Linked DNA regions of Homo sapiens: region 1 is linked to region 2. A link is an interaction called in ENCODE POLR2A ChIA-PET data of the cell type or tissue named here. Cell type or tissue: Panc1. All regions are shown on one strand. Links, peaks and the distances in the headings refer to the core of each region. The heading gives the core; the rest is flanking DNA. Region 1 holds the start of HMGA2 (high mobility group AT-hook 2). Region 2 overlaps HMGA2 (high mobility group AT-hook 2).

Evidence for each region. ChIA-PET counts read pairs that join two places held together with the same protein. Peaks named below come from ENCODE experiments on the same cell type or tissue, not always from the same donor. Only the 100,000 strongest peaks of a DNase experiment are listed, where the experiment ranks them.
Region 1: POLR2A ChIA-PET joins it to region 2 with 7 read pairs; 5 of 35 experiments call an interaction of 5 or more read pairs at or near these places.

The regions. Positions count from the first base shown.
Region 1 is chr12:65,809,014-65,825,473 of GRCh38, forward strand. It overlaps HMGA2 (high mobility group AT-hook 2), which reads left to right and starts at 15,470. Exons shown (of 5, transcript NM_003483.6): 1 at 15,470-16,368. The coding sequence starts at 16,258. It also overlaps the pseudogene RPSAP52. RefSeq lists a silencer at 8,816-9,110. In Panc1, for the core only: no CTCF peak of the experiment used is centred there; no DNase peak of the experiment used is centred there.
Region 2 is chr12:65,913,268-65,929,727 of GRCh38, forward strand. The region is part of intron 3 of HMGA2 (high mobility group AT-hook 2); the gene reads left to right. Among named protein-coding and RNA genes, the nearest start is that of HMGA2-AS2, 27 kb to the right of the region's middle. RefSeq lists an enhancer at 13,159-13,669. In Panc1, for the core only: a CTCF peak has its summit at 9,994; no DNase peak of the experiment used is centred there; H3K27ac peaks cover 1,570 bases.

The DNA of each region.
Region 1 (16,460 bases), core at 4,721-7,220, 110 kb before region 2:
AAATCTCAGAAACTCTCTTAATTCCCCTAAGAACTCATTTCCCAACTTCTCCATTTGAGGCAACAACACCCAAATTTAGAATTATTAAAAGACCAAATGATTAAGAATTACAGTGTCTTTCTCCCATCAAGCCTACTCCTCTTTTGTATCAAATGCTGCTAGCTGCTATGCAATAATGTTTTTTTTCAAAACAAAAACAAAAACAAAACAAAAGAAAAACAGGTGATTTTTTTCTGGTAATGTTCTTTTTCCCAGCCTCCCTTACTTGCAGCTGGGGTTGACCCTGTGGTGAAACTCTGTTGTAGACTTCTGGAAAAATTTGGTTTCCTCGTCATTGTCCCTGACATTGAAGATAATTCAATGTCCTTGTCATTTTCTTCGTATTGCTTTGTCTAGGTCATGGATATGAAACTAGAGGTGGAGTGACCATACTTTAACCATAAGGTGATCACAGCAAGGAAAACCAGATGCAAAGAATTGGGACATAGAATGGAAGAAGGCACATGAACACTGATAACACATGGAACTCTGACTCAGCTGGCATACTCACTTCTGGAGTTTTTGTTTTGTCACTATCTTGTTGATAAAGCGTCAGTACCTTTGCACCAACTATCAAGTAATTTACAAACTCCTTAGTGTGGTAATTAAGATGTTCCAAAGCTGTCTCTAAACTTCTAATCTTTCATCTCATGATTATTCTTTGATTTACCACTAACTGGCCACCCAAGATCTATTCTTCATCCTTCTCTGCCCTGCTCTGTGCCCTACCTAGAGGGTGATGCTGGTAGCCCAAGTTACCCAGAACCCCTTGCTTGTTAGCTGCTTGTTAAGTTTGGCCAATGGGATGCACTGGCATAAGGAAGCAAGAGTGGGAAGAGAAAAATTTCAGGATATTTCTTCCCACTGCCCTGCTTTGGTGCTTCCCTTCTGGCAATGGCCACTTGCTTCCTGACCTGAGCTACTACCAGGTAGCTCCTCCTCCAGGGCTCCAAATCTCACTGGGTCTTCAACATGATTTCTTCCCCTTACCCCTTAAGCCCTAGAGTGATAATGGCTCTCCATTGCTGCCAATATCTAGGTGCCTTAACATCTCTATTTTATTCTTATAACCCTGTCCAATCTCTATACATGGTCCTTGAATTCTAGTGCCTTCACAAGAACCATCTGCAGTGAATTATTTCCAGCTGGCATCTGACTAATACAGTAAAACCTCTCCTGGCACATGCATTTGGGCTTGTATTTCAGCAACTTTTCTCATAATCCTCCCTTTGCTTGAAATCCCTGTCCTCCCATCTCTGTGTCTAGTTGTCCTTCAAGGCCTTCTCAAAACACCACTCCTCCCAAGTAGCCTTCCTTAATCCCCACAACATGGGAAATCTCTTTTTCCTTGAACTCACTCAGCACATACTTGATAGTAATTATATTTTTCTGGTTTAAATTATAGTGACTTATGTACATGCAACTCTGGCCAGTTGGTAAACACTTTGAAGTCTGAACTCACATCCAGGTCTGATTTGTTTTTGTTTTTGTTTTTCTTCTTTTTGCTTCTTCCCAAACTTTGCTTCTCTCTCCCAAAAGCTTGGCACCAAATGGGTACTGTCTCATTCATTTGTATTACTACTTATTACTACTTACCACTTATTACTGCTTCTTATTAGTACTACAAGAGATAACAGTTACAGTGAACACTTTATCAAAAAATAGAAAATGATGGAACAGACTAAAATTTTCCTTTTGGTGACAACACATTTGTTGCACTTAAAATATACAATAATCATTCATCTATGATACAAATATGATAAGTGATTTTATTTTTATTTTAATATTTTCAGGTGATAAATCTGGTTTTCTCCCAATACTTTTATTGGGTATCATAGAAAAAAAATGTATAAGCCAATATTCATCTGTAACTGAGGGTTATCTACCATTATAAGTTAGAATCAGAGGTATAAAGTTATTTCCTAACCCAGTGTTTTTCACCTCTGCTCTAGGAAGTTCTAGGGATTATTTCCAAGAGTGGGAATAGGGAGATAATGGGAACCAGTGCCAGGATGGGAAAACATGAACTATAATTGATGAACTGCTGGAGGCTCAGAGTATGCTAGCCTAAGAGTTAAAAAACTCCATGGGGTTCCAGCCATGGGGTTGTCCACACTTCTGTGAGTTTTATGTAAAGGATCTCTACCAGGTCTTCACAGTGATTATCTGAGAAAAATCTTCTCATGCTTCTGGCAAGGGAAGGGGAAAATAACCCATTTTGAAACTTGCAACAGCATTTTGTCCCTAACAAGGCCTGCTCTCAGGAGAAACTATTAACTGGAATCCAATCTATCGGGGTCTTACTAGAGCCTAACCTACTTGAAGGAAGGAAAATAACCCCAGCCTCCTATAGCCATCCTGCTCCACCTAACAGGCAGGGGAAAGAAGGGAGAAGCACTCAGTTCAGGGGCACAGGCTCACCAAAAAGTGCAACCTGATCATAGGACTATAGAAGACTCTCTCCCCTTCACACCTTAGGATTACATTACTGAAGGTCTAGTCACCTCAGTTCTTTGCACCCAGTACAGCATGTCCACCTTTCAACAAAAATGGCAATGCACACTAAAAGACAAAAAAACACAGTCTGAGTGACTGAACAAGCATCAGAGCCAGAGTCAGAAATGGGAGGAATGTTGGAATTATCAAATGAAAAATTCTTAAAAACTATGATAAGTAAGTAGAGGCCTCTAATGAAAAAAGTAGAGCGTATACAAGAACAGATTATAATGTAAGCAGAAAGATGGAAATTCTAAAAAAAGAATAAAAAAGGAAATGCTAGAGATCAAAATACTGTAACAGAAATAAAAAATGCTTTTGGTGAGCTCATTAGTAGACTAGACATGACTGAGGAAACAATCTCAGAACTTAAGGATGTAACATTAGAAACTTCCAAAACAGAAAAGCAAATAGAAAAAAGATTCAAAAAAACCAGAACAGAATATCCACGAATTGTGGGACAACTATAAAAGGTGTAACATAACACATAATAGGAATAGCAAAAAAAGAAAGAAACAGAAGTAATATTTGAAGCAATAGTGACTGGGAATTTCCCCAAGGTATTGTCAGACACCAAACCACAAATCCAGGAAGCTCAGTGAACACCAAGGACAAACACAAAAAAACCCACCCAAACTCAAAACAAACAAACAACAAAAACTACACCTGGCTATAATATATTCAAACATCAGAAAATTAGAGATAAAGAAAAAGTCTTGAAAGAAGACAGAGGAAACAAACATTTTACCCATAGAAGAGCAAAGATATAATTACATCAGACTTCTCAGAAACCATGCAAGCAAGAAGAAAGTGGAATTAAATATTTAGAGCACTGAAAGAAAAAAAAAATCTGTCAACCTAGAATTCTGCACCTTGTAAAATTATTCTTCAAAAGTGAAAGAGAAATAAAGACTCATAGACAGACTAAAGCTGAGGGAATTTGTTGCCAGTAGAACTGCCTTACAAGAAATGTTAAAGATCTCTTCAGGGAGAAAGAAAGTGATAGAGCTCAGAATCTCAGATCTACATAAAGAAAGGAAGCACATCAGAGAAGGAATAAGTGAAAGTAAAATTAAAACGTTTATTTTTCTTATTTTTAGTTGATCTAACAGATAACAGTTTCTTCAAAATAGCAAGCAACTGTGTATTTGCATATATATATTTACACACATACTTATATATTCTTATGTGTAAATAAAGCAAATAACAGTAGGAGACAATAAAAGGAAGGGAGGAAGGAATTAGGGATGTTTTGTTATTGTAAGGTACCTGCACTACCCATAAAGTGGTATAGTGTTACTTGAAAGTGGACTTGAATTTATTGTAAATGTATATTGCAAGTAAGAAAAAGTTTAAAAAGTACAATTTATGGGCCAGGCGCAGTGGCTCATACCTGTAATCCCAGCACTTTGAGAGGCCGAGGTGGGTGGATCACGAGGTCAGGAGATCAAGACCATCCTGGCTAACACTGTGAAACCCCGTCTCTACTAAAATACAAAAATATTAGCTGGGCGTGGTGGCAGGCGCCTGTAGTCCCAGCTGCTCGGGAGGCTGAGGCAGGAGAATGGCGTGAACCCGGGGGGGGGCAGAGCTTGCAGTGAGCCAAGATCACGCCACTGCACTCTAGCCCGGGTGACAGAGCGAGACTCCGTCTCCAAAAAAAAAAAAAAAAAAAGTACAATTTATGTGCTATGAAAAGAGACAAAATAGATTCATACAGAATACTCAATTAAACCATGAAAGGCGGGAGGCCGAGGCGGGTGGATCATGAGGTCAGGAGATCGAGACCATCCTGGCTAACAAGGTGAAACCCCGTCTCTACTAAAAATACAAAAAATTAGCCGGGCGCGGTGGCGGGCGCCTGTAGTCCCAGCTACTCGGGAGGCTGAGGCAGGAGAATGGCGTGAACCCGGGAAGCGGAGCTTGCAGTGAGCCGAGATTGCGCCACTGCAGTCCGCAGTCCGGCCTGGGCGACAGAGCGAGACTCCGTCTCAAAAAAAAAAAAAAAAAAAAAAAAAAAAAAAAACCATGAAAGGCAGAAAAAGAGTGGAAGACCAAATAGGAACAAAGAAGGGCAACAAATAAAAAGCAGTAACAAATATCATAGATACTAATCCAACTATATCATCAGTAATCACTTTGAACAGCAATAGTCTAAATGCACTGATTAAAAGTTCAAAGTGGATCAAAAAATAAGACAGACCCAAGTATATGTTATCTACAAGAAACCCACTTTACATATAAAAAAACATAGATTAAAAGTAAAGGGATGGAGAAAGATACACCACACTAACACTAATCACAAGAAAGAGGAAGTAACTATATTAATTTCAGACACAGCAGACTTCAGAGCAAGGAAAGTTATCTTTTAAAAGGGAGCATTATATAACAACAAATAGGTCAATTCTCCTAGAATGCATAACAATTCTTAATGTATTTGTGCCTAACAACAGAGCATCAAAATACATGAGGCAAAAACAGATAGAATTGCTTTGTTTTCTGAGGAACTTCTATACTGTTTTCCATAATGGCTGTACTAATTTACTTTCCCACCAACCATGTGCAAGAGTTACCCTTTCTCTTCATCCTCATAAGCATCTGTTATTTTTTGTCTTTTTGATAACAGGCATTTTAAGTGGTGTGAGATGATATCTCATTGTGGTTTTGACTTGCGTTTCCCTGACGATTAGTGGAGTATTTTTTCATACATCTGTTGGCCATTTGTATATCTTCTTTTGAGAAATGTATATTCAGATCATTTGCCCATTTTAAAATTGGATAATTTGTTTTATTGCTGTTGCATTGTTTGAATTCCTTATATATTCCGGTTATTAATCCCTTCAGATGGAGAGTTTGCAGATATTTTCGCCCATTCTGTAGGTTGTCTTTTCACTCTTGATTGTTTCCTTTGCTCTGCAGAAGCATTTTAGTTTGATATAATCCTATTTTATATAAATCTACAGTAATCAGAGCAGTGTGATATTGGTTAAAGAATAGACAGATAGGCCGGGCGCCGTGGCTCACGCCTGTAATCCCAGCACTTTGGGAGGCTGAGGCGGGCGGATCATGAGGTCAGGAGATCGAGACCATACTGGCTAACACGGTGAAACCCCGTCTCTACTAAAAAACACAAAAAAAGTTAGCCGGGCGTGGTGGCCGGCGCCTGTAGTCCCAGCTACTCCAGGGGCTGAGGCAGGAAAAGGGCGTGAACCCAGGAGGCGGAGCTTGCAGTGAGCCGAGTTCGCGCCACTGCACTCCAGCCTGGGTGACAGAGCGAGACTCCGTCTCAAAAAAAAAAAAAAGACAGACAATGGAACAGAATAGAGTGAAGAAATAGACCTACATAAATATAGCCAACTGATCTTTGACAAAGAAGCAAAGGCAGTACAATGAAGCAAAGATAATCTTTCCAACAAATGGTGCAGGAAAAACTGGATGTCCAAATCCCTCCCCCCGCCAAAAAAAAGAATCCAGTGGGACTGCTCTGAAAAGGGAGCACTTTTACTGCTGGTGGGAATGTAAATTAGTACAACCACTATGGAAAACAGTATGGTGATTCCTTAAAGAACTAAAAGTAGAACTACCATCTGATCCAGCAATCCCACTACTATGTATCTATCCAGAGGAAAAGAAGTCATTATATGCAAAAAAACATGTGCACACACGTTTATAGCAGCACAATTAGCAATTGCAAAAGTATGGAACCAGTCTAAATGCCCATCAACCAACGAGTGGATAAAGAAAATGTGACATATATATATATGCACAGACACACACCATAGAATACTACTCAGCCATGAAAAAGAATGAAATAGTGGCATAAGCCACAACCTGGATGCAGTTGGAGACCATTATTCTAAGCGAAGTAACTCAGGAATGGAAAACCATTATATGTTCTCGCTTACAAGTGGGAGCTAAGCTATGAGGATGCAAAGGCATAGCAATAATATCATGTACTTTGGGGATAGGCGGGGAGGAGGGAAGGGTTAAAGGATAAAAGACAATACATTGGGTGCAGTGTACGCTGCTCAGGTGACGGGTGCAACAAAATCTCAGAAATCACCACTAAAGAACTTTTCCATGCAACCAAACACCACCTGTTCCCCAAAAACTATTGAAATTAAACACACACACACACACACACACACACACACACACACACAATAAATCTAGATACAGACCCTATATTTTTCACAAAAATTAACTAAAATAAATCTCTGATTTATTAATAAATGTAAAATGCAAAATTATAAAACTCCTAGAAGATAGCATAGGAGAAAACCTAGATGACTTTGAGTATGGCAATGATTTTTTAGACACAATGCCACAGGCATGATCCATGAAAGAAATAATGAATAATCCGGGCTTTACAAAAATTAAAAACTTTTGTGCTGCAAAAGACAATGTCGAGAAAATGAGAAAACAAGTCACAAACTGGGAGAAAATATTTGCAAAAGTCACTTCTGATAAAGAACTCTTATTGAAAATATACAAAGAACTCTTCAAACTCAAAAATAAGAAAATAAAAAAAAAACCTATTCTAAAAAATAGGCAAAAGACCTGACCACAAAAGGAGATATACAGATGGCAAATAAGCATATGAAAAGATGTTCAACATCATGTGTCATTAGGGAATTGCAAATTGAAACCACAGTCAGATACCGCTACACACCTATTAGAATGGCCAAAATTCAAAACTCGTAACACCAAAAGCTGGCAAGGATGTGGATGGAGCAACAGGGACTCTCATTCTTTGCTTGTGGGAATGCAAAATGGTAATGGTATAGCTGCTTTGGAAGACAGTTTGGCAGTTTTTTACAGAGCTAAACATACTCTTACCAATCCAGCAATTGTGCTTCATGTTCTTTACCCAAAAGAATTGAAAACTTATGTTCACACACACACACACAAAAAACTGGCACATGGATGTTTATAGCAGATTTATTCATAATTGTCAAAATTTGCAAGCAACCAAGATATCCTTCACTTTGTGAGTGGATAAACTGTAGTACATCCAAACAATAAAATGTTATTTGGTGCTAAAAAGAAATTAGCTCTCAAGCCATGACAAGGCATGGAGAAAACTTAAATGCATATTACTAACTGAAAGAAGCATATCTGAAAAGGATACATATGGTGTGATTCCAACTTTATGAAATCTAGAAAGGCAAAAACTATTGAAACAGTAAAAATATCAGTGGCTGACAGAGATTAGGTGGGAGGGGAGATGACGAGCAATGCATAGGGATTTTTAGGGCAGTGAAACTATTATTCTGTATGTGACTACAATGGTGGATACGTGTCATTCTACATTTGTCAAAACTCACGGGATGTACATCCACAAGAGTGAACCCTACTGTAAACTATGGACCTTGGGCAATAATGATATTTCAGTGTAGGTTCATGGATTGTAACAAATGGTGTCAATGTATATATACATAGGTCGGGAGGTTGTATGTATGTGGAGACACAGAATATATGGGAACTCTCTGTACTTGCCACTCTATTTTGCTGTGAACCTAAAAGTGCTGTAAAAATAAAATTCATTGATTTTTCTAAAAAGCCAGTCACATTATAACTTTTGCCAATCATGCATGGATTGAATATTTTATCAATTAAGAATTACATTTGACTGTTCATGACAGAGAATGGCTTGAACCAGGAGGCGGAGGTTGCACTGAGCCGAGATCGCACCATTGCACTCCAGCCTGGGCAACAAGAGCGAAACCCCGTCTCAAAACAAAACAAAACAAAACAAACAACAACAACAAAAATAAGTCATAAATTCTAATGTGCAGTATGAACCTGTATTTGTTCACTTAAAGTCCGGAAGGATTAAAATAGTTTTAGAGTTTTCTCTCAGTGGTGTGATAATTGGGGAATTTTTGTCTTTACTTTTCTGTCGCATGCATTTTCAACAATGCATTTTCTATTACAGTTGTGATAAGAGAAAAAGAACAATAACAATAACTGATCAGAAAAAGAAAGAAATCCTTCTAAAAGCAGTGAAGAATGGATTTTTACAGTGTAAGACTGAAAGCTAGGAGACCATGGAGAAAGATAGTGAAGTAATCCAAAAGAGAAGGGGAGGGAGCCCTAACTAAGGCAGTGACAGTGGGGTGGGAAGTAGAGTCAAGAAATATTTAGAAGGCAGAATTAGAGGGACTTGGTGATCATTTGATGTGGAAAGAGAAGGATCTAGATTGATTCCTAGCTAAGTGCGATTCCTGGATAAGAATGATTGGTAAGAAAAGAAAATCGTTTTGGGGAAAAAATTATGGGCCAGTTTCTATGGCTATGTAACAATTCACCCAAAAACCTAGTGAATGAAGAACTAACACAACATGTGTTTTACTCCTAAATCTGCACTTGGGTCAGAGCTCAGCAGGGGTCTCTCCTCTTTGTTCTGCTTCACATCTGCTTGGGGTGGCTTAAAGGCAGTTGGGGGTGGGGGCCTGGAATTATCTGAATGTTCATGCACTCACTTATCAGGCAGCTGATGGGAAGATAAATGTTTGAGACCTGTCACAGCAAGGGCTCCTTGGCATTTCTATCTCTGTGTGGCCTCTGCCCAAGGTCTCTCCAGCATGGTGGCTTCAAGGCAGCTAAGCTTCTCACATTCAGGAATTCCAAGGTGGCAGGAGGAGGCACGGGGAGAGATTGAGATCAAGGCAGCAATTGTATTATCTGTGTTTGTAGCCTTGTGGTATCTAGTCTCCAAAATGATGCAGCATGATTTCTACTGCCTTTTATTTATTACAAGCATGTTAGTAAAATTGACCCACGTTTAAGAAGAGTGGAAATTAGATTTCACCCTTTGTGGGAAGAATGTTGAAGAATTTACAAACATGTTCTTAAACCACCACAGATGATCAATTCAGTTTCACAGACACTGAGTTTGAATTTCTGGGTGCCTTAGTCTGGTTCCTGAGCAAACAAGAGTCTTGGGTAAGGATTAATCCTTATGCTTTATTTGAGAAGTACACACTCAAGGCAGTGAAAGTAAGGAAAAACGAAAAAAAAGGCAGGGAAGGATGGAAAGCAATTCAAGATGATGCTGGTCACTACTACCCAATTACCGCAAAGAGACAGGGCAGGTGGCTTGGTAGGAGTGATGCGACCACGTGGGGCATTTCCAGATAAATTCTAGATAAAGTCATTGTGCTTTGGAGCTTGGTGACATTTCACGGATGGTGAAAGGAGAGGAAGTTTATTTAACTAGATTCCCTCCTGTATTAGTTTTCAATGGCTGCATAACAAATTACCACAAACTTAATGACTTAAAATATGGTTAAAATACCCATTTAATAGCTCACAGTTTTGTGAGTCAGAAGCCAGGTATGGGGTAGCTGGGGTTCCTACTCAGGGATCATAAGGCTGAAATCAAGGTGTCGGCCTGCCTGTGCTATTGTCTGAAGGCTCTGGGGAAGACTCCACTTTCAAGCTTGTTCTTGTTGTTGGTAGAATTCAGTTCCTTGTGATTGGAGAACAGAGGTCCTTATTTCTTTGTTAGATGTTGGTCTGGGCTGCCATCAGCTCCTAGAAACCACTCACATTCCTTGCCACCCATGTCCTCCATCTTCAAAAAGCTATGGTATGAGTCAAATCCTTCTTGAGCCAGAGGAAACTCTCTGCTTTAAACACACATTTGGTATGACTCCTCTGGATAATTTCCCTGTTTTAAGGCCAGTATGTCAGGTAATACAACCTAGTCACAGGAGTGAAGCCCAGCCAGTGATTATGTACTCATGTACACCTCGAGGCAGAAGATCTTGGATGCCATTCTGCCTACTACACCTCCTGTCCCTAAATCTGATTTCAAAGCCCATGTTCTTCCTGCTACCCAAAGCTGCTTGATAATATATGGAGACCGAGATTGCTTGGGGCTGATAATACAATGTCAATAGATGAAAGGCAGACATGAAACTCCTCCACTTCTGTTCTGGTTCCATGACTTTTGTTGAAAGGAATGTTCTGTGAATCCCAGCATGTATTAAGTGCTCAATAAATAGGGCTGAATGAATGATGGATTGGACAGAGGAGAGTACTGGAAGACTTAATGTGATAAGTAAATAGATTTTAAATGAAGACCTAATTGTGTTAATAGAGATTCTCTCTAGTTTTAGATGAATTACATTTCTGAGTCCTGAGAGAATAACAGGTGAGATTTCTGCAAAATCAACTCAACTCAACATATGTTTCTTGAATGAATGAGTGGACAAATTTATTTTGTTTGGTGATCCTCTGACTACAGGACTAGGAAGCCTATCTGAAAGAATTTAAAACCCCAAAACTAATTTAGCAGCATATATTTGTTCTTGATGATACTGTAGGGAAACTCTTAGAGATAATCTCTCCTACATTTCATTAACTATTAAGCATTAAAGACACAATTATTATTATTATTATTATTATTTTCTTTTTGAGATGGAGTCTTGCTCTGTCACCCAGGCTAGAGTGCAGTGGCGCGATCTCGGCTTACTGCAAACTCCACCTCCCGGGTTCACACCGTTCTCCTGCCTCAGCCTCCGAACTAGCTGGGACTACAGGTGCCCACCACGTTTTTGTATTTTTAGTAGAGACAGGGTTTCACCGTGTTAGACAGGATGGTCTCGATCTCCTGACCTCGGGATCCACCCGCCTCGGCCTCCCAAAGTGCTGGGATTACAGGCGTGAGCCACTGCGCCCGGCCCACAATTATGATTAAATAATAAATTATTAAAGACATAATTTCTAAATTGTGGGTTTGAGCAGTGCGAATGACCTTATATTAAAACACATGAAATGTTTTTCAGCCAAAGTAGAATGCAAAGCTCTGAAGGCCAGATTATGTGTTTATTTTGCTTTGTTTTGTTGTGTGTGTGTGTGTGTGTGTGTGTGTTTTGAGACAGGGTCTCACTCTGTCACCCAGGCTGAAGTACAGTGGTACCATCATTGCTCACTGTAGTTGCGACCTCTTGGGCTCAAGTGATCCTCTCACCTTAGCCTCTCGAGTAGCTGAGACTATAGGTGCACATCACCATGCCTGGCTAATTTTTTTATTTTTTGAAGAAACAGGGTCCCACTATGTTGCCCAGGCTGGTCTCGAACTCCTGGCTTCAAGTGATCCTCCCACCTCGGCCTCCCAGAGTGCTAGGATTACAGGCATGAGCCACTTCACCTAGCCTATGTGTTTACATTGTACTTTACTAAACTTCTATTTACATACACACACACGAGTGCTATGCATTCTGTTCGATCAATATTAGTTATAATTTTTTTCTGTGACCTTATATAGATTCAATTCCAAAATACCTGATTATAATAAATCTGCATTTAATTACACATGAAATATATTCATGATTAATCAGTTATAATCTGAGTAAATCCTTAAATAATTCTTTTTAATTTGTGAATGTATTAAGGTGTCAATATGTCATTGATAAAGTGCAATATGAGAACTTAAATCTCCTTGTCACAGATGCATCTTTCTTTCGTTAAAAGAATGCCAAAGGTATTTTAGTATATCTAACGCTTTTCTCATCCTGTATGGCATGTTCTTTAAAATAGTAAATTTATTATAGATACCTTCGTTGTTGTAATAAATTAATAACTACCAGAAGTCTATCATGAACAGAACACTACCTAGACAAGACTAGTGCAAAAAAAAAAAAAAAAAAAAAGAGGTGCTTGAAATGCTACCTGTCTTCTGGGAATATACATAAAATTTACATATAAGCATGTGTATTAATCTATTCTCACACTGCTATGAAGAAATACCCGAGATTGGGTAATTTAGAAAGGAAAGAGGTTTAATTGATTCACTGTTCTGCATGGCTGGGGAGGCCTCAGGAAACTTACAATCATGGCAGTAGGCAAAAAGGAAGCAAGACACCTTCTTCACAATGCAGTAGGAAGGAGAAGTATGAGAGCTGAGTAAAGAGGGGAGCCCATTATAAAACCATCAGATCTTGTGAACACTTACTCACTATCATGAGAATAGCATGGGAGAACCACCCCCATGACTCAATGACCTCCCACCGTGTCCCTCCCACCATACGTAGGGATTATGGGAACTACAATTCAAGATGAGTTTTGGGTGGAGACAGAGCCAAACCATAGCAGCATGTATACCACCAAAATAGAAAAGACACTACCTAGTATGTGATAACATAGTGCTAAGACACCTTGAATTCTAAGATACATCCCAAATTCCAAGATGTTAAAGATGAAAATACAATATATCTTAATAGTTTTCATACATATGTACTATATATCTAAGACAGAAATTTTACATGTGATATTCTCAATCCTAGTCTACTTATTTTTTAAATGATGTTATGGGTTTGCTAAATTAATTTTACCACCCACTAATGGGCTGACCTGATCTAAACACTAATCTACATCATGTGTCACAGATAATTAAAAACCTTGTTAACATATACAACCAAGGTGCTAATTGCTTAATTCTATGGTGGGTGCAGAAGAAGAAAAGACACAATTGAATATGGACAGAAACTACCTGGAAAGTTTTCAAATTGGAAAGAAGAATTGAGCCTTGAATACATGGGTAAAATATGGTGTGATAAAGAAGAGGCAGTGAATGGTTGAGAAACATAAACTGGGGGAAAAACCCTCAGATGTAAATGTAAAAAAAAAATTCCTTTCCTTAAAAATAAAATCTAACCATTTAACATTATTTTAAAAATATATGAGAATCCTTTTTGAATAGTAAAAGTCTCAATAATTTCAAAGATTACAACAAATTTTAATGTTTCACCTACAGAAAGTATACAGAATTCTGAAAAATTAAATACAGCTTCCAAAGAATGAAAATATATAAAATTGATTTAAGTAGAACTTGATACAATATTTGTTTTATACCCTTGTTATAAATTCAAAAGGGGTCAAATAGTCTAATAGCAAAATGATAGCAGCCTGAAAACAAGTGGCTGTATATTCCCCCACCCCCAATTTTTCTGTGCTTCTCTTATATTCAAAGATTAACGCAAAAACAAAATTTTGGAATCTGCTCTTTGCTGACCTCTGTACACGTTACCAAAAAAAAAAAAATCCTAGGATATAATGAGGTATACAGCACAAAACTGGCTGGCTGAACTCCTCAGTGACTCCCCTGCATTCACCTTCAGAATTTCTCTCTACTCCTGGCAAAAAGTGAGCAAACAACACAAACCCAAAAACCTATTTTGTACGTGTATGTGAAATGTGCACACCACAGTGCAAATATGTGATAGTTTTTAAATGTGCACGATTGGCAGTTAGGAAATGTCACTGTAATCGTTAGGTGAAACTTCAATCCCTTTGATGAAGATACCATCTTTGAGCCAAGCCCTGACAGAAAACCTTTGGTTCCTGTTAGACCCCTCCCTCCCCAGTCAGCTGCTGGGCTCCATCCGGAGGGATGGAGGCTCTCTCTCTCCATTACAGCTAAGCGTTCCCAGACCCAGCAGAAACCCTGGGTTCCTGCAGAGCACTCAACGTGCAGCAAAGTGTCCCAGCTCTGCAAAGGGCAGCTGGAAATGGATTTAAAATGGCAACGCGGACCAATCAGCGCTGCCGCGCCAAAGCAGACATTTACACGCGCCTCCTCCACATGCACAGCGGAACCTGGCGGTGCCTAACTCCTGCTTAGGGCTGCAAAGTAGGCGTTTTTATTCCACGGTGGTCTGTATCTTTGAAAAAAATAAATTCTTCCCCAGGTGAAAGTTTTTATTTTGGAATTAGTCCAAAATAATTTTGGGTGTGATGTGTGAAAATCTGAACCTAATTTTTTCAGAGTTTTGTGTTATTCAAGGATGAAAAGAGGTACATTTAAAAATGTACTCCACCTTTTAAAAACGGACTGTGGCCATTATGGTGTTCACATAACTCAGAACAGCCCAGGCCATAAAATTAGGACTTGGCAGAAAGAGAGTTCTCAGGCAGAAGGTTAAATCGAGGTAAACTGAAGGGAGAGTTGGGCAGTGAGTGCAATTGTGGTGTTAGGAATCTACAAGGTGCCCTTTACCCTGGGAACATCGGATTCCCGGGGAGGGGGATGGGGAGGGAACTTCGGTTGCCTCTAGTCTTTCCTGGAGAAAAAAGTTCAATGAAGAAGCTGGGGCGCTCTGTGTGTGCACATTGTTTGCATGTGTCTGCGAATGTGCATGTCTATCTGCGTGCCTGTGTGTATGTGTGTGTGTGTAAATGCGGGTGTTTACCAGCGCATGAATGCCCCCGTGTCCACGTGTATCTGCGTGCATGTGCTTACACGCGTGTTCGTGTGTATCTGCATGCATGTCTCCGTGTATGTGCGCGCTCGCCCGCCCGCAGGCTCTGTGGTGAGGGCATTCCGAGGCGGAGTACGGCTGTCAGGGGACCTCTCCCACTCCACTGCAGTCCCTTCCCACTCACAGTGAACCGGTGCGCTGCCTGAGGTGCAGCCTAGACGCTTCCTGCAAAGTGTTGGCTCGGCACGGTAGAGGCGCAGGTAAAGGCCAAGCCCCGAAACGTGGCTCCGGGACAGTCACGTTCCCGCGCCTTCCCAGGACAACTGCCCAGGGGTGACCTCGAGAGGCGGGTGGAGCTAGGCCCACGGCGAGCCAGCCCGGGATCCCCGGCCTGTCCCTTTAACCCCGCCGCCGGGCGGGAGCACGTGAGCGGGGCTCCGGGTGGCACCCGGGCGCCGCCGCCGCCGAGGCAGTTGTATTTCGAACGCTGCCTCTGGCTAGCAGCCAGGCGCCTTGGCTCGGCGGTCCGCCTGGCCTCCCTCCTCCTCATACTTTTCTTCCTGCGCAACCCCCTCCCCTTTATCCGCCCACGATTAGAGGTGGGCACTCCCCCCACCACCACCCCCTCCCCAAGCGCAAGCGCGTGCACGCACACACACCACACACACTCACACTCACACACACTCACACACACTCATCCCACTTGAATCTTGGGGCAGGAACTCAGAAAACTTCCAGCCCGGGCAGCGCGCGCTTGGTGCAAGACTCAGGAGCTAGCAGCCCGTCCCCCTCCGACTCTCCGGTGCCGCCGCTGCCTGCTCCCGCCACCCTAGGAGGCGCGGTGCCACCCACTACTCTGTCCTCTGCCTGTGCTCCGTGCCCGACCCTATCCCGGCGGAGTCTCCCCATCCTCCTTTGCTTTCCGACTGCCCAAGGCACTTTCAATCTCAATCTCTTCTCTCTCTCTCTCTCTCTCTCTCTCTCTCTCTCTCTCTCTCTCTCTCTCTCTCTCGCAGGGTGGGGGGAAGAGGAGGAGGAATTCTTTCCCCGCCTAACATTTCAAGGGACACAATTCACTCCAAGTCTCTTCCCTTTCCAAGCCGCTTCCGAAGTGCTCCCGGTGCCCGCAACTCCTGATCCCAACCCGCGAGAGGAGCCTCTGCGACCTCAAAGCCTCTCTTCCTTCTCCCTCGCTTCCCTCCTCCTCTTGCTACCTCCACCTCCACCGCCACCTCCACCTCCGGCACCCACCCACCGCCGCCGCCGCCACCGGCAGCGCCTCCTCCTCTCCTCCTCCTCCTCCCCTCTTCTCTTTTTGGCAGCCGCTGGACGTCCGGTGTTGATGGTGGCAGCGGCGGCAGCCTAAGCAACAGCAGCCCTCGCAGCCCGCCAGCTCGCGCTCGCCCCGCCGGCGTCCCCAGCCCTATCACCTCATCTCCCGAAAGGTGCTGGGCAGCTCCGGGGCGGTCGAGGCGAAGCGGCTGCAGCGGCGGTAGCGGCGGCGGGAGGCAGGATGAGCGCACGCGGTGAGGGCGCGGGGCAGCCGTCCACTTCAGCCCAGGGACAACCTGCCGCCCCAGCGCCTCAGAAGAGAGGACGCGGCCGCCCCAGGAAGCAGCAGCAAGTCAGTACGAGGGCGCGGTGGGGGCACCAGCCCACCCCGTCCCCACTGCCGGGGCCCAGACACGCGCGGGGCGGCCGGAGTGCGGGAGCCCA
Region 2 (16,460 bases), core at 8,364-10,863:
CTCCTTCAGTGGTCTTCCCCATTTTAAACAAACTTCACTTCTCCGCTTTTCTCCGGGGTCAGTCATCTTGACTTCTGCACAGGAAGAAGATCCCCCAGTCTTCCTCAGCCACTGAGTCCAATAAGTGCAATCCTTCTGGTAAGGAAACTTGCCTTCTTGTTGCAGTTGAAGCCCATTTTCTAATCTTATTTCTTCAGAGCCCATTTCAAAACAGCTGGTTACCATCCTTTAGGTTAGTCCTTCCTAGACAGTACTTCAAAAACATTATATCACTTTTCAGTCATTTTTATCAAGCATGAGTTATAGAACTTCCTTTATCCTTTTCTCATAAGGTGTATTATTCAGCCTTTTAATAAGCAGCAGGGTGTAATTGAAAGAATATGGACTGTGTAGTTAGACCTAGGTTTGAATCTGGGCCGTGTTACTCACTAGCTGTTTGACCCCACTCAGAGCTCATGACTTCTCTGAACGTAAGTTCCCTCATCTGTCAGGTGGGGTTCATGGGACCTGTCTCTCAGGGTCCCCATCACAGCTGATGTGTGTAGTGTTCCTGATGTGTCACCAGTGCTCTAAGAAGTGTTGGTTACCCTTGCTCTTCCCTTTCGTTATACTCTCCTCTACATCAGTTCACTATTTCCTGGCACTTATGGAGCCTAGGGTTGAACACAATGTTGAGAATTTGAAATAATTGTCTTTATTCATCCCCCTGCAACATGCTTTTTAAAAAATGTTTTGGAGAGGATGTGGAGAAACAGGAACACTTTTACACTGTTGGTGGGACTATAAACTAGTTCAACCATTGTGGAAGTCAGTGTGGCGATTCCTCAGGGATCTAGAACTAGAAATACCATTTGACCCAGCCATCCCATTACTGGCTATATACCCAAATGACTATGAATCATGCTGCTATAAAGACACATGCACACGTATGTTTATTGCGGCATTATTCACAATAGCAAAGACTTGGAACCAACCCAAATGTCCAACAATGTTAGACTGGATTAAGAAAATGTGGCACATATACACCATGGAATACTATGCAGCCATAAAAAATGATGAGTTCACGTCCTTTGTAGGGACAAGGATGAAATTGGAAATCATCATTCTCAGTAAACTATCGCAAGAACAAAAAACCAAACACCGCATATTCTCACTCATAGGTGGGAATTGAACAATGAGATCACATGGACACAGGAAGGGGAATATCACACTCTGGGGACTGTTGTGGGGTGGGGGGAGGGGGGAGGGATAGCATTGGGAGAGATACCTAATGCTAGATGACGAGTTAGTGGGTGCAGCGCACCAGCACGGCACATGTATACATATGTAACTAACCTGCACAATGTGCACATGTACCCTAAAACTTAAAGTATAATTAAAAAAAAATGTTTTGGTTGTTTGTTGTTGTTATTGTTGTTGTTTTTGAGACGGAGTCTTGTTTTTGTTGCTCAGGCTGGAGTGCAGTGGTACAATCTCGGCTCATTGCAACCTCCACCTCCCAGGTTCAAGCAATTCTCCTGCCTCAGGCTCCTGAGTAGTTGGGATTACAGGCACCCACCACCACACCCAGCTAATTTTTGTATTTTTAGTAGAGACAGGGTTTCACCATGTTGGCCAGGCTGGTCTCGAACTCCTGACCTCAGGTGAGCCACCCACCTTGGCCTCTCAAAGTGCTGGGAATACAGGCGTGAGCCATCGTGCCTGGTCTAAAAAATGTCTATTAGTGTTCCATCACTAGATCTCTTCTGAGGTATTCATGCCATATGCCCCATCCTGATGTCATATCCACAGGACAATCTACTACCAAGAACCAGCTCCAAGAAGAAAACATCTCTGGGAAACAGTACCAAAAGGAGTCACTGAATTGTCATTGGAGGAGTCCAGGATAGCTCTTCATGTTATTTTCACCTTGAGGAATTGTCCATTACATCTATGAGCCTTATGTGTGGCTTTCTCCGATATAGAAACCTATCAGGTGTCTTTTAGATCATTTCAAAACACTGGCTTATTCTTTCTTATGTTTCCAACTGAAGTCTGCATCCCAAGATGTAGTTTCACTGCTACCCCATATGGCACCCTTGTACGAATTTGAAAAAAGTACTCACTCTAGGCACATGCAGAGCCATGCCTGCGGGGACAGCTTAGAGAGTAGAGGGTGGGCTGAACTCCAGTTACTCTCGTACAGGGATCCACCTTTTTGCAGAAATCACAGTGTGGCTATGGTGTGGTTTGATTTCATAAAACAGATGCTTAAAAAGTATTCACTGTCTCTGTCTCTTCAGTGCCATGTAATATCACATGACTTTCCTTTCTCATTCCATTGGTATTTTCCTGTGTCTTTTATCCTCTGTGCAGTTTGTCAGTAACATTTCATTCCCAGCTTCAGATGGGCTGCCATGACTTCTGCCAGTTCCAGCTATTTCTTTGGATGCACCTTTGAATACCTACCTTGACTTACATTTTTTTGTTTTGTGGAGTTACTCTTTGGGTTTAAATTTTGGACATTTGGGTATTAACCCAAATAGATTTTGCTTAAAATGTCCACATTCTATTAACAGATTCTTAGTAATAGCAAATTGGCAAAATCAAGATAGTTAATTCATATTAACGTTGCTTCCCCCTCTTCTCTACCACGCCTCTAGAGATGACTTAACTGAGCATCCAAATGACCTAACCCAGGGTACTGGAGGGAAAGGGGGAATGGGTGACCATCAGTCTTAAATAATCTACACACTAATAACCTTCCTAGGAGGTGAGAGTCCAGTCGTTCTAAGAGGAGTACCGTGCTGTCATCCTTGCCAGAAAAGAAGATCCTTTTATACTAGGCCCACAACTTTGAACAAGTCCCCCACAGAACAGTAAGGGAGTGCAGTGGACCATTACATTTTCCAGGGCTCAACCAAATTGGTTCTGGTGATCAATGAAGCTGCAAGTCTGAGGCAGCTGGTTCCATGTTCAGTAACTGATAGGTATTCTTACATTCATCTCAAGGAGGTAGAAGAATACTTTAATATAAAAAAGTGTGTAAAAAGGGATGAAGATTAAGAAGTGGAAAACTTGAAGATAAGCCAGAGGCAAAATTTCCTGACAGCATGATGTACTGGACTGCAGATAGGTCTTTTGATGGATATGCTTGAAATTCCATTGTTACATTTATCTTGTCTGCATTTTTCTGCATTTATTTCTAATGTGTCTGCTAGGCCAGTACCTCTCTGGGAACATAATATAAAAACAACTATTAAGTAAATAGAAAAGCTTAAACAATACGCATATAACTCCAGCTTGAAGCATTTTTTAATGCTTTATAAATCACTAGAAAACACGTGACAGGAACTATTCCTGATCAGTCTTAGGATGTGCAGGATGCCCCAAGAAGCTTTTCCTGTTTACTACTTTTTTGAGTGTATGAATATATGTTTTTTGACTTTGAGATAGTTAATATCCAGAAGAGTTCTTTGGCTATGGAAATAGCCTTGAAGGCTTGGGTCTGGGAAAATAATAGAGAGAAAGAGTTACTAGGGCTTAGTAGAAGAATTGAGGGAAGGATGCAGGGAAAAGCGGACAATAAATAGAAAGAGGAAGCTGGTGAAGGTAGACTTTGGCAGCTGGGGCAGCGGCACTTGGGCCGCTTATGTGAGGTAGCCCGCAGAGGCACCTTTGGGTGGAGAGAGAATAAAATCTGGTTTTGACACGTTTGTTTTAGATGGCAATGAAATGTCTAGCCTATATATTTTGTAGACACTGAGAAATAAGGGACTGAAAAGAGGAAGAGGTGTCAGGGCTGAAGATGGAAATCTGGGGCTCATCTGAGTATAGGTGGTAATTGAATCCTTATGGCTGCACTAAGGGAATAAGTAGAGAAGGAAAAGATGGGCTAGGAGCCCCTGGCTGAACCCCAGGGGCACTAAGTGGTAATGCATGGAGGGAGGGGGAGAAGTTAAAAGAAGGAAGAAAAAGCAGACAGAAATATCTGAGGAGTCCCAGGGCCTAAGGTCCCTGCCACTGAGGCCGTGAGAATGTTGAGAAGGCAGCACAGATCCCTGGAACGGGATTGCCGCTAAGAAGTTAAGTAAGAAGCCATGGTGTTTGACAGCTTCCATAAAAGCAAATGACAAAAGCTAGGACTGCAGAGAGGTGAAACCAGGGCCTAATCTGGATCTGGTCTGGATTGTTTCCTCCATGCTCTCTAGCACAGAGCTTTATAAGACAGTGTTGGTTTAACGAATGAGGGAGGGAATGAGGGAATGACTGAATCAAGCAAGTAAGCAGATATAGAAACATGGGCGTTTTCATAAAGCAGAGTACTCAACAGTGCCTGTGAGCATCACTGACAGGCCAAACACATAAAACAGGCAGAAGGGAGAAAAGGAATTGAGAAAAAGAAGGACAAGGAAGAGACAGAAGGGGGAAGGAAAGAGCAGTAAGAACTGAAAAAGGCTGGAGTTTCCTGGAGTGTGCAGTTGTGGAGCCCTAGATCTGTGGGTTTGGCCCTTACTTTGCTCGTATCTCTAGTTGTTTCTTTGACATTCATCTTGTGTCTGTGATGAAACTTTAAGTTTCTTAGTAAAGACAAGAACTACTATTGTGTATCTCTTTAGTACCTAATACAATTCTACAAGCATTTACTTTATTCTTGATAACAGGTGGAGAGAAAGAAAGCAGGTTTTCAGTAATTTATAAAAGTGAAGAATTATCTAGAAATGTAGTCAGTGAAAACATCCAGTTTTGATAAGTCAAACTAAAACATCCATTCTTCACTCAGAGTAGGCTTTTAAACTTGGATTTTCTAAGTAATTTACTCAAAGCCCTCTCTCTCAAAGACCCTCTTGTGAAATGCCCTTGTGAAGTGCTTGTGAAATGGCCTTTTGAGTTAGCTCCACAAAATGTCCTTCCTAATCTTAGCAAAATGAAGAAATGGGTCAAAATGATTTGAAATATGCTTCTCTGTCTCTTCCTTCACCTCTTTTTGGTTTCATTTTCGTAAGAGTACCTGTCAGCATTTGCAGAAGAATTAAAGGCAGTGTCGTTCTGGAGGGAAATCACATGTTCCTTTAATTTTGTGATGGAAGGACTTATAAAGAGAAGTGGAGCTTGGTTAGAAAGGGGAGATGTGCACATAGGAAATGTAAGCAGGGCTGGTGAGAAAACTTGGTGGTGGCGTTTAATTAATTTTGAAACTGGGAAATAGTTCTACAGTTAATCTGTAAGTTTTTTTATGTTGAATGCTTGGAAAATTTCAACTTTTTTATTTTCAGACACTTTGTATGCAGTGATGACATAAATAAGAAAAATGGCCTTGAAAACATCAAAAATGTAATTTTCACCTTCTTATGCTTTAAAAACACCTGAATGCACTTTTCTCAAACTTTTAAGAAAAGAAACAAAACTCAGATTTTGGTAAAGATCAAGATGAATGGTGTTGACAAATTTCAGGAGGCTGGAGAGTCTGAAAATAGTCTTATGGATGACATCTGTATGTAACTTTTTAATGCTCTACCACAGATGCTCCCATAAGGGCAACAGAGAAATAGCTGGAAAAGGTAACAATGTTACTTATTTTATTAAATACGTAAGAATTGTTTGCATCCATTTCCTGGCAGTATTTCCTATTTTTAGGAGTGAGGTGAATGATGTTGTAGAGCTGGAGATACCAGTGGGCTGACTACAATTTTCAAAGCACCTTGAGATGTAAAAAAATGTTTCTGTAGGAGGGAAGGGGTACGGTTCTGATAAATCTCTCAGCAGGATGAAAAAGAAAAGGGAGGTCTAGACAGTCTTGTTTCATCTAATAGAATTTTCCCACAGAAGATGGGCAAACATCAGATAAGAACATTTATCAGACCTCACACATTTTACAGCCATATCCCTTTGGGAACATTGCGCAGCATAGACTTGCTAAGTCCTGAAAATGGAAGACAGAAAGCACTATAAAAAATATGGACTGGCGCCCTGAAAAACCAGTCTTTATTACTCACCCTAACATATACATTTGGCATTTTGGTGTACTTGTTAAATGATACATAAAACCGTATCACTAATGAAAATACAGCAGTAGTCCATGAGCTCTTGGCTCAAAAGAAAGCAAAAGTAAATTAAGCAAAATATCTACTTTAAAAAAAAAATGGTAGTAGTCCCATTGGACCCACTTTCCTATTCTGCTCTTGCCTGATTTTCATAACAGTGGGTGAATGCAGAGATGCTTTAGTAGTAAGTGCAGGTGATGCCAGGGCAGATTTTTGCCAATGAAATAAGAATTTAAGAAAAATGTTAAATTCATGTAATGTTATTTCAAAGGCTAATCCAATAATTCTTAAACATTTATGTAAATCTGCCATTTTCTCACTCTGGAAGACAGATAAAGAGAACCACGTGAGAAGATATAGCATGTTCTATTACTTGCCATTAAATTGATAAGAATTACAATGTCTGTGAATCCATCAATACCACTGAAGGACATGCAGTGGAATCAAATAGGTGGCAGAATAGCTATATGAATCACATAATATAACAAATCTTTTCACCAGATGGTGTTCAGATTTGCTGTTTATTTGTGGCTTATTTAATATTATCCTGCTTTTCCTCAATCCACAAAGGATTCAAAGCTTCTTACAAAGAACACCTTGGGCCTCAGGCAACCAGTTTTTAATGACGAAAGATGGACTCTGAAGTCCATGACATTTAGTAATTTGTCACTTTTCTTGTGCACAAAGTTGAATTCTGGCTCCGGGAAGCTGATGTTTGGGAGAAAATCATTTAGTTGTGGATGAAGTGAGCCAATACATAGCTGGTAGTCCCAATATGACTTGTTTGTTTCCTAATTTGAGTTTACATAGTAACTCTTTTAAAGAAACAAAACCATTTTTTAGTGGTGGGGGAGTTCTTTGTGAAAATAGCCGTGAAGTGAGAGATGAGTCCGGGGTAGAAGCTGGAAAAGGAGTTAACTTGCAGTCTGAGGATGTGCACAGGAAACGCTTGCCTCTAGATAGTAATACAGTTTCAGGAGAGATCTCCAAACCTGAGTGAACTATTTCCTGGATTCTTAAGTTTAGAGACTGTGAATCTGGGGGCTTGCCAAGTCCTCAAAAACATCAAGGGCCTACTAAAATATAATAGAAAATCTAGAATAAAAAAAGAGAAAAAGACAAGGAACATGTAGATTTGTTTAGAATGCGTATTTTAGGTGCAATTCTCCTATTACCAACTGATATGGTTTGCCTGTGTCCCCACCCAAATGTCAACTCGAATTGTATCTCCCAGAATTCCCATGTGTTAGGGGAGGGACTCAGCAGGAGGTAACTGAATCATGGGGGCCAGTCTTTCCCATGCTATTCTCGTGATAGTGAATAAGTCTCACAAGATCTGATGGGTTTATCAGGGGTTTCCACTTTTGCTTCTTCCTCATTTTCTCTTGCCACTGCCATGTAAGAAGTGCCGTTCGCCTCCCGCTATGATTCTGGGGCCTCCCAAGCCATGTGGAACTGTAAGTCCAATTAAACCTCTTTTTCTTCCCAGTCTCAGGTATGTCTTTATCAGCAGCGTGAAAACAGACTAACTAATACAGTAAATTGGTACCAGGAGAGTGGGGCATTGCTGAAAAGCTACCTGAAAATGTGGAAGCGACTTTGGAACTGGGCAACAAGCAGAGATTGGAACAGTTTGAAGGGCTCACAAGAAGACAGGAAAATGTGGGAATGTTTGGAACTTCCTAGAGACTTGTTGAATAGCTTTGCCCAAAGTGCTGATAGTGATATGGACAATAAAATCCAGGTTGAGGTGTTCTCAGATGGAGATGAGGACCTTGTTGGGAACTGGCACAAAGGTGACTTTTGTTATATTTTTAGCAAAGAGACTGGTGGCATTTTGCCACTGCCCTAGAGATTTGTGGAACTTTGAACTTGAGAGAGATGATTTAGAGTATCTTGCAGAAGAAATTTCTAAGCAGCAAAGCATTCAAGAGGTGACTTGGGTACTGTTAAAGGCATTCAGTTTTTGTTTTTGTTTTTGTTTTTTGAGACGGAGTCTTGCTCTGTCACCCAGGCTGGAGTGCAGTGGCAGGATCTCGGCTCACTGCAAGCTCCGCCTCCCGGGTTCACGCCATTCTCCTGCCTCAGCCTGGGACTACAGGTGCCCGTCACCATGCCTGGCTAATTTTTTTATTTTTAGTAGAGACGGGGTTTCACCATGTTAGCCACGATGGTCTCGATCTCCTGACCTCATGACCCGCCCGCCTTGGCCTCCCAAAGTGCTGGGATTACAGGCGTGAGCCACTGCGCCCGGCAGGCATTAAGTTTTATAAGGGAAGCAGAGCATAAAAGTTTGGAAGATTTGCAGCCTGACTATGTGATAGAAAAGAAAAAAATCTCATTTTCTGAGGAGAAATTCAAGCCAGCTGCAGAAATTTGCATAAGTAGCAAGGAGCCTAATGTTAATCCCCAAGACCATGGGGGAAATGTCTCCAGACCATGTCAGAGACCTTCACGGCAGCCCCTCCCATCACAGGCCTGGAGATCCAGGAGAAAAAGTGGTTTTGTGGGCCAGGCCCAGGGTCCCCATGCTGTGTGCAGCCTACGGACTTGGTGCCCTGTGTCCCAGCAGCTCCAGCTGTGGCTGCAAGGAACCAACGTACAGCTTGGGCTGTGGCTTTGGCGAGTGGAAAACCCAAGCCTTGGCAGCTTCCAAGTGGTGTTGAATCTGTGGGTGCACGGAAGTCAAGAATTGAGGTTTGCCAACCTCCACCTAGATTTCAGAAGATGTATGAAAACACCTGGATGCCCAGGCAGAAGTTTGCTGCAGGGGAATGGCTCTCGTGAAGAACCTCTGGTAGGGCCATGGGGAAGGGAAATGTGGGGTTGGAGCCCCCACACAGAGTCCCAACTGGGACACTGCCTAGTGGAGCTGTGAGAAGAGGGTCACCATCCCCCAGGCCCCAGAATGGTAGATCTACTGACAGCTTTCACTATGTGTCTGGAAAAGCCACAGACACTCAACACCAGCCCATGAAAGCAGCTGGGAGGGAGGCTGTACCCAGCAAAGCCACAGGGGCGGAGCTGCCTAAGACCGTAGGAACCAACCTCTTACATCAGTATGACCTGGATGTGAGACCTGGAGTCAAAGGAGATCGCTTTGGAGCTTTAAAATGTGACTGCCCCACAGGATTTCGGACTTCCATGGGCCCTGTAACCCCTTTATTTTGGCCAATTTCTCCCATTTGGAATGGCTGTATTTACCCAATACCTGTACCCCCATTGTATCTAGGAAGTAACTAGCTTGCTTTTAATTTTACAGGCTCATACACAGAAGGGACTTGCCTTGTCTCAGATTAGACTTTGGACTGTGAATTTTTGGGTTAATGCTGAAATGAGCTAAGACTTTGGGGGACTGTTGGGAAGGCATGATTGGTTTTGAAATGTGTAGATATGAGATTTGGAGGGGCCAGGGGCAGTATGATATGGTTTGGCTGTGTCCCCACCCAATGTCAACTCAAATTGTAGCTCCTAGAATTTCCATGTGTTGTGAGAAGGACCCAGGGGAGATAATTGAATCATGGGGGCCGGTCTTTCCTGTGCTATTCTCATGATAGTGAATAAGTCTTATGAGATCTGATAGGTTTTTCAGGAGTTTCCGCTTTTGCCTCTTCCTCATTTTCTCTTGCCACCACCATGTAAGAAGTGTCTTTCGCCTACCACCATGATTCTGAGGCCTCCCCAGCCATGTGGAACTGTAAGTCCAACTAAACATTTTTCTTCCCAGTCTTGGGTATGTCTTTATCAGCAGCATGAAAATGGACTAATACACCAACCTTGGGAAACTTCATTGCCTGACCATTTCCCTAGTTTCTTCAATTGGAAACGAGGGGAAGCTGCTCATCCCCACCAATTGTTGTGCCCCAAAGAAGGGCAGCGTGGTCCTCCTGCTAATTTAGTTGGTAAACTTGGGCCCAATCAAGTAAAAAAAAGAAGAAAAAAAAATCCCTATGGCTATTCTTAAAGAAGACCCCTCAAGAAATAAAAGAACATGGTTCTGGGTCCTTTCCCACTCCCAAAGGAGAGCAGCTCCATTTTTATGATTTATATAAAATGATGTTCTGAAGACTGGGGGTTAGGGGAGAGAATGAGGAAGTGGAATGTTTCTTTGATGAAGGAACACTCACCACCCACTAGGGGCTTCCCTGTGTTACATTCAGACTATTGTCAGTTCCTGGGCTTTCAGGGACTAAGCTGGTACAGTAGTGAGCTCCCCTTGCCAGCTACAGCACTGGACCAGTCCAACAAAATATATTTTGAGGCTGAAGATCAAACAACTTAGTGAATAATGGAAGCTCCTGTAGGCTCCTGTACCCTGTGGGAACCTAGAAGAGTATGGTAGGACAGCAACATAAGAGCCATTTTCTGGCTTCAAATGGGAGCTCTAGGGCTCTGATTGGAGATGCCAGACTTTATCACCCGTAAGAAAGTCATTCTCGCCGGGTGCGGCAGCTCATGCCTGTAATCCCAGCACTTTGGGAGGCAGAGGCGAGTGGATCACCTGGGGTCGGGAGCTCGAGACCAGCCTGACCGACATGGAGAAACCCCGTCTCTACTAAAAAATACAAAATTAGCTGGGTGTGGTGGCACATGCCTGTAATCCCAGCTACTCGGGGGCTGAGGTAAGAGAATCGCTTGCACCTGGCGGGGCGGAGGTTGCAGTGAGCCAAGAGCACGCCATTGCACTCCAGCCTGGGCAACAAGAGCAAAACCCCATCTCAAAAAAACAAAACAAAACAAAAGAACAAACAAAAAAACCAGGAAAGTCATTCTCTGACCCACCCCCAGCCCACCTTGGGAAGGATACTATTTAATAGTGACTTAAATTCCTCTTAGGGTAGGGAAGGTCCATCTTGTCTTGGCTTATTCAGGGCAGTGGAAGCTTTACCCACTTCCTACTCTTCTTCATGTTATTGAAGCCCAGTTAAAATGAACCAACTTAGAATATAAAATTATTTTAATATTTCTTCATCTGACTTCTAATCCCATTGTTCTTTTTGCTGTATCTGAAGATAGTCCCAACTTCTCAAATATGTTATTAATTTCTGGGCTGTAAAATGAATATGGAAGAGGGACTCAAATTTTGTAAATGCTGTGGGGTTACAAATCACCAATTGTCCTCTGCCTCTGTGTTGCCTCAGCCTACCGCAAGACCTCCCTACACACACACACACACAGACACACACATCCCTGAAGTCACTCTAAATATCAGTAATTATGAAGTTGGCCAGGCACAGTGGCTCACGCCTGTAATCCCAGCACTTTGGGAGACTGAGGCAGGTGGATGGCTTGAGGTCAAGAGATCGAGACCATCCTGGCCAACATGGTGAAAACCCATCTCTACTAAAAACGCAAAAATTAGCTGGGCGTTGTGGGGCGTGCCTGTAGTCCCACCTACTCAGGAGGCTGAGACAGGAGAATCACTTGAACCCAGGAGGCACCGGTTGCAGTGAGCCGAGATCCTGCCACTGCACTCCAGCCTGGCAGTAGAGCAAGACTCCGTCTCCAAAAAAACAAAAAAAGTAATTGTGAAGTCTTTGGCAACTTCCTGAGGCCTTCCAACTCTCTCCCAGCCTTTCAGAACAGGTCTTCCTATTTTCTTCCATCCCTCTTCTGCCGTTCTGTCATATTTCTAGAGTGGGGCTGGCAATAAAACTATCAGAGAAGAGAGAAACCATATGTTCTGAGGTAAAATTTAACAGAATAAAGAAATTTCCAGCCCTTGAAAATGCCCAGAAGCTTCCAAGCAGACCCTCCTTAAAAGTTTCCATCTACTGTCTTTTATTAAACCCTGGTATTCCTCAAATGTGAAATTCCTTTCTGAATTGTTAAAATATTTTTATAAATAAAAAAACTCAATTAATTTTGAGTAGCTCAAAAGTATCTTTTCTACAATTTCTAAAGTAAAGATGCTACATTTTAGGTTATAAGTTTTTGCCACCAGGTGTGACTCTAACTATTCTTCATATCTTTTGTTCGCTCAAACGTGTCCCAAATTTGAAAAAAATTGACTTTTGGACAATTTCTAATAAGCATTTGGGTGGTCCTGAGCAGGAGGAACTTCTAGTTTGTGAAGTAGCTAAGGAAAACATCTTAGGCAATTTTTAGTTCCAAGAACTTAGCCTGACCAAGTAACCTGACTTGCAGCTTAGGCGTTTAATTAGGAGCAATTTGGACACCAGAGTTCCGATTCTGCTCTTGGTGCCATCTTTTTCTTTGGGGAAGTGTTCTGCTTACAGCCTATATTTTGTGAACATCGTTTCCTGTATATCTTTGTGTCTAATACGGCACTTCAAACATAGTAGGCATTTGGAAATTGCTCCCTGAACTGAATTAAATGCAAGGTTAATTCATGGTTGTACATGATCAGAGTTGGAGTAAAAAATGAAATAAAATGAAAAGCACTATCAATTAATCAGGTTAAGTCATGTCAAGCGATCATTAAGTTTTCGATGATCTTGCAGATCTTTGAGAGAATGCGGATCTCGGGCATTTTCAGTTGTGTGCACTGACACGTGAATGTGTGTGTGCCCTCACATAAGTTCTTACATAGCAGAAGGAAGGAAGTTGTGAAAGGGGAGAAAATAGAGCTATTGACTGCAGAGCCATAAAGCTGTTTTTAGAATGACTGCTTCTGTTGTATTGGGGAACGCTTCCTTTGAGAGGGGGTATATTATGCATCCTCTTTCCATTAAGTCTATTTTTGGAAGAAATTACAGAAGATAATATATTACCAGCTCCCAGGGATCTCTTATCAACATAGCCTCTGTTCTCATAACACACCTGCTTAGAGCAAAATAAATTATTCTGTCCTCAGGAATGCCAACCCCAGACAATCAAAATCTTCACTAAATCCCTGTATTTATTAGGGAAGCTCGGATTTTTGAAAAGTGTTAACTCCGCCCCTAAAAGCAGTAAGCGAGAGATAACAACAGTGGAGTCTTGTGGTTGAGCATTCAATCAGCTTCAACAGGGGCAAAGTCTAGGAATTGTTTTCAAAACAGTGTGGGGCTTCCTACTCAGGGGGAGGATTTATCTGCATTTGGCAATTACTCCAGTTACCTTGGAACAAGAAATTTACTTCTCAGTAGTTTTGCAAATTAAGTGTTTAACTTCGTCTCTATAGAATTAATGCCTCGGAGGTGGGGAGAGGGAGGCAGAGGAGAGGCTTTCAAGGCCAGTTCACAAGTTTGACACTTAAAGTGATAGTAGCAAGTTTTTCTCTAACTGCAAGAGTGTGAAGTTCTGTTTCCACCTAATTGCAGTTTGCATCCTGCAAGTGTATTGATTTAGACATTAAAACAACTTAAATGTTTAGCAGTAAAAAGTTGTTTAATCATTAAACCACTACCATTTTCTTTCGCCCTTTAAACCTGCTTTCAATCAGCAAATGCTGATTTGGATGCTGGTTTACAGTCTCATTAACCATGAAGATCACAAAGGAAAGGTTGTGGCAGCAGTGGGAAGCTCTGAAGCACCCTCATTGTCACAGGAAACATTCAGTGAGACATTCAGCTGTCTCACAACACACACAGCTCTGAGAGAGGTTTGGGTGACAGAAATGCAGCCTCCAGTTCCAGAAGCAGCACGCTGTTCATTCCAGGAAAGGAAAAAAAAAGTGCTTTTCTGCGTGACCATGTTGATCACTGTTACCATGCAGTAATCAGGGGTCTTTTTGCCACTTAAGTGTAATGGGAGGAGGGTATATCATTGGAGACTCCTAGGTGAATGGCGTGGATGTTACTCTTTTGCAAAGCAAGGAGGAGTTGCAGTGTTTCATGGCCTTCTTTCAACACACGGGAGTTTTATCACTCATTTTAAACGCACAACTTAACACCATTTTCAAACTGAGTTCCAGCCCTGGATTGTTTTTTTACAAAATGGCCCCTTTCCCCTCATAGTGGGATGGCCATGGGTGCCCATTAATTGCTACACTTATAGGAACTGAATTTATTCCCTTCATGGTAGAAAAACCAAGCCTATTTTCTGAAACTTAATCCTGTGAGCTACCATCCACGGCCATACCAGGCTCCAGGAAGGGATCACAACTTTCTGAAGAGATGAATTGCTGCTTTAACAAAGGCTACGTGTGCCTTTTGATTCCATATTCTGCCTCCACTAGATGTTTGGTTTTGCTGCCAAATATAAAAACCACACTGGAAAAGACAGTTCTTCACTTTTAAGTGGCTGTGTGATAGAAAATTGGTAATTAGTTCAGTTTTGAGGAAGACAGGGACAAACTCTTCTTTACGTTTTATAAAATCACAAATTATCACAGTGATCTCCATTTGAGATGGAGAAATGGAAACCTAGCAAGTTCCAGAGACTTGCCCAAGATCTTGTAGCTAATTATTAGAAGCAGGAAATGGGTTAGAAACCAGAACCCTGATTTACAGCTAATTGTATTTTCGGCTATCCAAATATCTTTACTGGATTAATACAAACTTCTCTTGTCCTCAGGTAATACAAATACCTGTCCTCATAGAAAATAAAGGCTTATTGGTCTGTCTCTTTCTCTCTGTCTCTCTCTCTCTTTGTATCTGTGTGTGTGTGTGTGTGTGTATATATATTTTTTATATATGTATGTATATATAAAATATGTATGTATATATGTATGTATATACATACATATTTCTGTCACCCAAAATATGTATGTGAGTATATATATATATATATGTATGTATGTATATATGTGTATATATTATATATTTTATAAAGATATATATTCAATCATACATTGCTTAACAATAGGGGTACATTCTGAGAAATGCATCTTTAGGCAATTTCATTGTTGTGTTAGCATCAAAGAGTGTATTTACACAAACCTAGATAGTACAGCCTACTGCACATCTAGGCTAAATGGTGCATCCCATTGCTCCTAAGCTACAAACCTGTACAGCATGTTACTGTACTGAAACTGTAGGCAATTGTAACACAATAGTAAGTATTTGTGTATCAAAACATATCTAAACATAGAAAAGGTACAGTAAAAATACAGCATAAAAGATTTTAAAATGGTACACCTGTATAGGGCACTTACCATGGATGGAAATTGCCAGACTGGAAGTTGTGGTTGCTCTGGGTGAGTCAGTGAGTGAGTGGTGAGTGAATGTGACAGCCTAGAACATTACTGTACACTATGCAGACTTTGTAAACACAGTACACTTGGGCTACACTAAATTTATAAAAAATATTTTTCTTTCTTCAATAATAAATTAACCTTAGCTTACTGTAACTTTTTTACTTTATAACCTTTAAATTTTTTTAACTTTTTTACTCTTTGTAATAAAACTTCACTTAAAACACAAACACATTATGTAGCTGTACAGAAATATTTTTCTTTATATCTTTATAAGCTTTTCTCTATTTTGAAAATTTTAATTTTTTTTAATTTTCAAACTTTTTGGCTAACAACTAAGACATAGCACACACATTTGCCTAGGCACACATAGGGTGTGGATGATCAAAATGTCAGTAGGCAATAGGAATTTTTCAACTCCATTATAATCTTCTGGGACCACCACCATATATGCAGTTCATTGTTGAGTGAAACGTCATTATGTGGTGCATGGCTGTATTTATATCCGTATAAAGATTACACATATATAAAGGATGCAAAGACAAAGAGTACATATATATTTATATATGTAGTGTACTGTATATATGCATGTATGTATGTATGTATGTATGTATCTTACTTTGGGATTTCCTTTTTTCTAACCTTCTTACCATTTTAAGAATTGGTCTATGCACAGCAAACTTTTAGAATCGCAATTAAAATATTCAGAGAAGTGGCCAAGTTTTTGTATAGGTGTTTGGATACTGTGCAGACAAGTTCTACATTTCTCTGTTCTCAAAACTCCTTCCTACATAAATACTGAGGACTGTTCTCTGGCCAAAGTTTGTCAAACCATTTCTCTGAGTAACAAGACTTCCTCATGTTTTCCATACTCTATAGTTCAGTGTTGCAGCCTTCCCATACTTGATTTTTAAAGCGGAGTTTTGTTTTGTTTGTTCTTAGTGCATTATGACTATAAAATGTAAAAACCTTTCCTCTTTGAAGATAAAAGGAAGTAATCCTAATTTTAAACACTTACTTGTTTTAAAAAATTGAAAAAAAAGTATCGACTTGATATGTCTAAAGAGACCTATGTATATATGTATTAGATATTTATATACATACATATGTATGTATATATGTAATATATATCATATATATATTTTAGAAATCTGCAAATTTAAAAAGGGAGTGTTTAGATTGCAGAAGACCTATCCCTAAACCCCGAATCCCAGAATTCTTAAGCTAGAAGGGCACTTGAGAGGTGATCTCATCTATAAAGAGATGTATATTTAAGGAGCTAATTTACACAGGTAGATGACAAAACCTTACACCAACTCTTCAAGCACAGGAAGCACCTTACACGAAACACTTTGGTG